Linked DNA regions of Mus musculus: region 1 is linked to region 2. The links are chromatin contacts, found by Hi-C or POLR2A ChIA-PET in ENCODE. All regions are on one chromosome and are shown on one strand. The core of a region is the stretch at or near the end of the contact, and the rest is flanking DNA. Distances in the headings are between cores, read along the strand shown. Region 1 overlaps Msi2 (musashi RNA-binding protein 2). Region 2 overlaps Msi2 (musashi RNA-binding protein 2).

The links. A loop is a pair of places that touch in the nucleus more often than their neighbours do. ChIA-PET counts read pairs that join two places held with the same protein, here RNA polymerase II (POLR2A).
Region 1: a map of T-helper 2 cell shows a loop between it and region 2 (2.4-fold over the local background). The contact joins two enhancer-like sites. A Hi-C loop is called at or near these places in 2 of 37 maps with a recorded cell type or tissue (T-helper 2 cell and v-Abl transformed pro-B cells). POLR2A ChIA-PET finds 5 or more read pairs at or near these places in 2 of 5 experiments (Patski and embryonic stem cell).

Annotation. Positions count from the first base shown.
Region 1 is chr11:88,583,810-88,587,701 of GRCm38, forward strand. All of the region lies in intron 6 of Msi2 (musashi RNA-binding protein 2), which reads right to left. Among named protein-coding and RNA genes, the nearest start is that of 0610039H22Rik, 33 kb to the right of the region's middle. Within about 2 kb of position 1,765, at least 3 of the 3 ENCODE cell types and tissues checked have a DNase peak (open chromatin) inside an H3K27ac peak, as active enhancers do.
Region 2 is chr11:88,511,344-88,515,046 of GRCm38, forward strand. The region is part of intron 6 of Msi2 (musashi RNA-binding protein 2); the gene reads right to left. Among named protein-coding and RNA genes, the nearest start is that of 0610039H22Rik, 110 kb to the right of the region's middle. Within about 2 kb of position 1,441, at least 1 of the 3 ENCODE cell types and tissues checked has a DNase peak (open chromatin) inside an H3K27ac peak, as active enhancers do.

The sequences.
Region 1 (3,892 bases), core at 515-3,014, 73 kb after region 2:
GGCATGGGGATATTTTTCTATTTGTATATTTTAAAACACTGTTAACGGTACAATAATAATGTCTGATGCCTTTGCCTAACAGCTGGCTATATTTTGTACACTAAGAGGGAAATGGGACGCCTTCCTGGAAACCTTCTGTCTATTTTAGGAATTCTTGTTTGAAGCAAAAACATGAAGATTTAGGAGAAGCGAGGCTAGGGAGCTGAATCTATTTCTAACTCCACTGGCCAGAGCAGAAACAAGGTTGGGAGGCTGACGCGAGCAGGAAGACACAAGACACAAGCACAGGGAGGATTTACAGCCAGCATAGCGATCTTGTTAACTGGTGGTGATGCTGTCTGCCACCTGGGCCTAAACGGGGAATGTGGGAAATGAGGCAGCACTTTGCTGTCCCCTGTCCCCTGTCCTCTTCTCCATAAGATATGCTTCTGAAAGGAGGGATTAACACAAACCAGACAGAGGACAGGAATGACGTGGGGACAAGGTTGGCTTTGCATCTGGCTATCTCAGGATCATGAACTGAGGGAATGAGTCTTCCTGGCCCCACTTACAAGTCTAAGGAACACTCCGGGCTCTGGAAGATGCCAAGCAGATGAGCAAGGAGGCCCCCTTCCCTCCTGCCAGCCCACCTGCGCAAACCACTTCAGAGGATGAAGGCCCCGTGGGAGCAGAGACAGCCACAAAGGACACACACAGATTTTTGTTTTCCAGGCTACTTCTGAGAGAATCACACACTGTACAGAGCTGTTTATCTGTGCCACACATTTGGAAGTGATAAAAAAAAAAAAATCTATCCCAGGATCACAGTCCACTTTCAGGAATATGGTAACTTGCCTCTTTATTTCTCACAAATCCCTTGCTTTTCCAATTTCAAAGGCTTTATGCCAGGGGTTTTGTTTTGTTTTGTTTTTCCTTCTAGGTAAGACTTTCCTCACACTTTCTGAATCAAAAGGAATCCAAACAGAGGCCACAGCCACACCTCCATATACCTACTACAGCCTGGGGCTAAAAAGCAGGCACCAGGTTTTCACTCTCAAAATATGCACTCCCAGAGCCCCCACATCAGTGGACTAAAGGAGGGATTCCTATGTGAAAAAGCCAGTTCATTCTGGTTTCCAACTGTTTTTCCTATGAAGTTTTCAAACACCAATCACTCTTTGGAGCCTTAGCTAACTTTCTCAGCCCCTCACACAGCCCAGCTCCTACAGAAGGTGCTAAGAGCACTCCACCCACCCACGATCTTCCCAGAGAGCTCCCTTCCCTGGAAGCCAGGAAGTTATAACTTCCCAGACCCTATCCTTCCTTGCTGTCTTTGCCCCTCACCATCACCACCACCAGCTAGCCCACGAAGGGGTTAAGGCCCTCATATCAAGCCACAGACTCAGGCCCAGGCCCAGAGGGGACATGGGAACCAGGGCAGCGGGTGATAAAAGGCTGGATTGTAGCAGCCCACTGGATTGGAAATGACTTGCCGGCCTAATGAAACAGAACGCTGGCAGTAAGACAGAATGAAAGGAGAGAGACAATGGACACCAAGACAAAGGGTGCAGAGTCGGTTCAGCTCAGCAAAATGAGCTCACTTTGTTGTTGGGAAAAGCCAAAGCCGATTAGGATAAACCAATGACTAAGCATAAGTCTTCCAAACTAATTACACAGCTCGCCATGTGAAGTATAATTGGAAGCCTCCATGGCTCTCACTGGAGTACTGTGAAGTCAGCATCACCTAGGGAGCCGAGGGGAGCAGAGCTGGCCACTGGAGCTGCCCTGGCGCCTCGCCCCGGGAGCAGCTGAGAAGTGGGAAACTTTCTTCTCCATCCAGCACAAGGCAGAGGGGTCAACTCTGCTTCCAGTCCTCTTTGATCAAATTTCTATCATGAATGTAAGTATGAGAATGAAACTTGAAGAAGGGGCCCAAAGGGGAGTGGGAGAGGAGGAAGAAGAGGAGGAGGAGGAGGAGGAGGAGAAGGAGGAGGAGGAGGAGGGCTTCTGCAGCCCAGGGCACTTTGTTAAGAGATAGGCTCTTTGGAGTCGTTCTGCTCCAGCATATCAGAGCATCAGTCATCTGCCAGCTTTTGGAATGGTCTATATACATCATTGCTGTTATGTATGAAATCACAAACACAGATAATGTCCACCAAAAAACCAAGGCAGTTAAATAAATTACTGGAGATGAGTGGGTTTTGACAAATGAATAAGCCCTGTTCCCTGTGCATGAGAGTCTGCTGACTGCCCAAGGAGCAGACAGGGTTTTATCAAGAGCACAGAGAGCCTAGCTCGTGCCACAAGGGCCTATCCTGGCTCTACCCAGCCTGGCTGTGTGAGCTTGGACAACTTCTTTCCCACCATCCACATCCATCCTGGAGATGCCATGTGTCTAACTTGACATCTTTGAAAGCACATTTTAAAATGTATTTAAGAGCTCAGCACCAAACACATGTAACTGTAAATCAGAAACATCAACACACCGTAAAACCATCTTAAGATGAAGGTTTGAACGTCATGAGTTTGGATCATTCAGACCCCGCCTGGGACAGGAAGACTGAAAGTAACTTATTCAGTTTTTCTGGGCCTTACTCATAGGACGACAATTCTAGCTTATAAATAGTGCCCTTTTCCAAATAAAGAATGCAGTCTCCAATCAAGACGCACTATCCCTGCATCACGAGTCCCAGAAATAAACTGTAATGTGGTGACAACTGTTTTGCTTACTATATACCACGCTTGCTACTGTGAGCAATGTATTGTTTGGTTAGTCTATAAATACCTCGGGTTATATTCTATCTACTTCTATTTAAACACTCTCTACAGGACTTTTTCCACTTAAAGACCAGCCTTGGAAATAATTCCGTTCAGGGGTCAATGAGACACACAGGCCAAATCTGGCTCTTTGTTTGTTTTTATAAAGTTTTATTGGAACACAAGCACAGCCATCTGTTTATATATGGGCTGCAGTTGTTTTCACCCTACAATAGCAGAAGCTACAATAGAGACCATATGGGTTGTAAAGCAATCTACCAGCCTTCACAAATCCGTCAACAGGTTCCCCAGAAGGGAAACTGAGGCTAGAACCAAAGTCTGTCACTATATTGCTAGAGGCCATCCTGTGGTCAGGCTCATCCCAGAGACCTTGGAATACTGCCTACCTTGCCACTCTCCACAGAAGGCACTAGAAACAGCCACCGAGTGGGGAGTGACAGCCATCTAAGTCTGCTGAGTCCTGTGCTGGAGGCTTCATTCCATGATCACATTTGATAGAAACAAGCCTCAGCATTTCTAACTTGGGGAGGAGGGAGGGGGTTAAATCTTCTTCGAGGAAAGTGGGGAAAAAACAAAAAGGGTAGCGAAGCCTCCAGTCTGAGTTATTTAAAGCTGTGTGTCCTGTGTACCCAAGCCATTCACAGCAATGACATAGTTAAGCGACCCCTTAGTTCAGCCCCTTTGATAGCAGCCATGCCCCTGAAACAAACAGCTGGACCAGCTGTCACCTTAGGCAAGGTGGAAAAGGGAAAGGGCCAGTAAAAGATGGTGACAGAGACCCGAAGTTTAGCACACTCTGCACAGAGGCCATAGTAAGATGGAGGAAGTCCAGACACAGCAGCAGAATGGGCCATTCTGGCTCAAACTTAAATCTCTGTGGTCTCTACTAATCCTCCCAGCCCAGGGGGCTACCCCAACACCAACCTGGGGCACTGTCGTGTGCATACTGGACACACCATGCCTTCTTCTCCTGCCAGCACTAAAACCCCAACTTATGCGGAAACACAGGGATGCCAGCAAAAAGTTAAACAAGAAAAAAGTTAAATAAGTAAATGGCTCAACCTGGCATTTGACAGTTAGTACTCATTAGGGAATAAACATAAACTAATTTGCCATTGGCTTCCAGACGTCCCCA
Region 2 (3,703 bases), core at 191-2,690:
TACATACAGTATACACTCAGGGCATCACTCAGCTGCTGCAAGCTTTGTAACACCTCTCCGAACGATTTCCCTTCGTGCCTGTCCAACACTGGTATCCAAACCCTTAGGTATCTGTTTGAGGATCCTGAGTATTGATCAGGTCAAGTACTATAAGGTTCTCACTTCTTGATTTCTTGACCTTAAAGGGCCCAGGAGGGGTCACCCTAAACCACAACGCCATCATGAAGATGACCATGGGGAGGGATAACACGGATTAATTTATACCACGGTGCCTTCCACTTGCCCATCACCTCCAGAGCGCATGCAGAATTTCTCTGACATTCTTCACTAGCTTTCCATGGGGATTAGAGGCCCTGACGATGGGATGGAGCCTCGCTCTACTGAGAAATGCTGGGGAGAATTACAAATGAAGGATTTAAGCAACTCCGAACATTATATATCAGAACAACTATCTTTTCTCATCTGTGTTATTGTGAGCAAACCTGGGGGACGGGGAGGCGGGGAGGGGAGGGGAGGAGACGGGGAGGGAGGAAAAACCTTTCATCACAACTGATTCAGGTGGTATCAAGAGCAAATTACAATACTAATACAGCACTCCAGGAGAGAAAAGTTTTAAAAGAGAAAATTGGTGACTTTCAGAGCATGGTTCTTCTTTGTCCAGCACCGAGGCTCATCACAGAGAGAGGGGAAGGGGGCAAGGCTGTCAGGCCAGAGACGCTGAACAGGGACAAAGAGGGAACTGGTGCCATATGTCACCAGAGGCATAGCAAAAGCAACCACTGCTCTGATGCTGGCTTGCCGTCTGCTGTGGCCTTTAGTGGCTCACAAGTTGGAAGGGAGAACTGGCAGCTGTTGGTGTCTGCTTCCGTACATATACATCTCCATAATAGCATGGACCCCAAACCAGTGCTATCTGACTCTTGTTCCTCCCAAGGTACACCCCCTCACCCCTGAAGGATACTGAGACCCTCTGGCTACTAGAGTCTGCATTAAGACTTGTCACATCAACATTTCAGTGTGCTCTAGGATCAGCCACAAACCCTGGTCCCTAGGCTGACTGTTTCTGTGGTCCAAGTGTTTTCCTAGCTGCTTGATGCCACCTTAGCTGCACTGGAAGCTCCCAGTGATGCAGGGCTACTGACGTGCTGTACTGTGGCTATGGAGAGACCACATCCTAGGACCTCATGGTACCAGAGAATTAACTCTCCTACATGAAACTTTGTCTAAACATGCACTCTAATGAGCCTAAACCAGCTCTCAGAATAGAAAAAGAAAACAGAAGAGGGGGATTAAGGGCCCTACATGGGAGGAGCATAGATCAGAAGACTCCTCTAAGGTCCCAGAATTCCTTCAGCCTAGTGCGACTACAAGCTATGAGCACCACAGTCCACAAGGGGCAGTGTGGCACCTCCCATCTACCCCTCCCCAGGAGCTCTGGCCAGGTGCTCAGAGGATACTGCCAACTTGCACACTGGCTCCAAAGAGTCTGAGCCCTTCTTAGTGACCGGCTCCAAGGACTAAGCTGCTGCCTTTGGCTAAAGGACAGGGGCGGTGGAGGCAGAAGAATGCAGCCCCGCCCCTTCCCCACAAGGTGTATCAGCCACTCAGAACAATCTGGAAGACTGGAATTGAGAAACGGGGACTGATGGAAACATTTAACCAAAGTTCTTTGGGGAATGTGCCCAATTCTGTCCCGCAGAAACAGAACACCATGGGCTGCTCTCAAAGCTCACGGTCATCCTGGGCCTGAGACATCTTGAAACCTGAGTTCTATTCCAAATACTAGCACTCTGTCTCTTTGCCTTGGAGAACCCAGGACACTGGAGTGAGCTAACTTACCCCAACTCCGGGTTTTTCTCCCCTGCAAAGGCCATCCCACACTCTTCCTGGAGGGAGGGTGGCTGTCAAAGGCCTCCGAACTCTCCAGGTTCCAATGAGAGGGTACCTATCGGATTCCTACCTGAGGGGATCTGAGAGGCTGAACAGAAGCTTCCAGCCAAGACGGAGCCTTTCGGCCTAATTTACTTGGCAAACTCCTCAGGTGTCAACAACAGTCCTAAACATACTGAGTTTAGGAGAACAAAAGAGAGATCGCTAGTGTCTGTGGCTGGACATTCTAAACAAGCAAGATAAAGGACTAGGAGCTACTGAGTGCCAGGATGCTTCCACATGAATGTTCTACGGTCAGCAGGGTGACTCCCTCCTTGGAGCTGGTTTTGTGCGTTGCACTTCCTTGTGCTAGTGTCAGAAGCTGTGGGACCTTGGGTGCGCTGGGTAAGGGCTCCACTTCTAAGCTACACCTTCAACAGTTACCAGTTAGAGGAAAGAGCTTGCCCACGGATCTCCATGGTCTTTGATCTTTCTGTCCAACTTGCTCTTGGTCTGGCGCGTACTTGTGTCCCAGAGGCAGATGCTAGGGGCACCGTCATTTAGATGTCAAGGCAACACAACTCGTTCCTGAGCTTCCACCAGTTGGGCATTCTAATTACCCCTGCTGTACCTATCTGCTCACCCAGTTCCTCTTCCTTCCCAAAACAACAATGCCCATTTGCCTACTCCCCTCAAGAGATGCTTGGCCTTACAAGAAGATTCGCTTGCTGCTCTGTTTCTTACAAAGTCTTCACCATCTGCAGAATGGGGCTATCCCAGAACAAAAGTCAACCCCACCCCAAGATCCTGGCTCCAATGTCCCCATGTCTTCCCTCATCCCAAGCATATAAAGGTGAACACAAGGTTGGATGATAACAAGGACAGACAGGACTACGTGGTGGCGGTATCTGGCATAGTCTCCGGCCTACGGTGGGCTCCTCAGGATACTGTGGGGTGCTTCATGCATTAGGGAAGGGGAATGGTTTAAGAGTTGAAAGAAGACGAGCCAAAGCTGGCTGAGTCCCTTGGGGCTCATAAACCACAGCACTTCTGGAAGAACCTATGGGCGCGGTACCAGCTGGCCTCACTGGGCCCGGGCCGTGAGTTTTTCTGGCCAATTTGGAATTCCAAAGTTCATGCTTGGAAGTCCAGAGGCATTTGGCTCCAGTTCAGGGGAGCTTCTTCCCTGCTGAGTAGACCTGCTCTCTCCTCTGTCCTGTCTCCCTCCCACCTTCAAAGCACTTGCTCCCAGCAGCCCCAGCCCCCCTCACCTCCCTGCCTGACGCTCTTCTCCAAGTGGCTCGTTCTCTCTCTCTCTTTGAGTTCATCAGACACCCAGAGATGACATCCAAACCCTCTTTTGATAGAAGAGTGCTATCCAGACCCCAGAAGCCATGCAGTCTGCCCAAGGCCACTCACAGCCAGTTGGCAGTAGAGCTGGGACCAGAAACCAAGGCTCTTAATGGCCCTTAATGGCTCTGATGACACATAACTGAGCACGAAGCTAATACAGAGACTGCCTCCGGCCTGGCCAGCTCCTGCCAGTGCTTCTTCCAAGAAGCTCCCCCGGGAAGGGCATGTGGAGCCCTAGGCCAGTACATCAGGTTCCCTCTTGCCATGTTTACACGCTGCCAGCTTCACTGGGCCACCATTTTTTGCAGGATCTGAACAGAGTCATGTTTGCCTCTGGAAAAGCGCAAGGCACACATACTGTACACAACCCTCCCCTACCCCAATCACCTTGGATGAAGAATCAGCAAAGCTCTGGTCCATATACAAAACCCCCATAAGCTATGACATGACAGTAGTTAAGAAGGAATTAAAAAAAAACAAA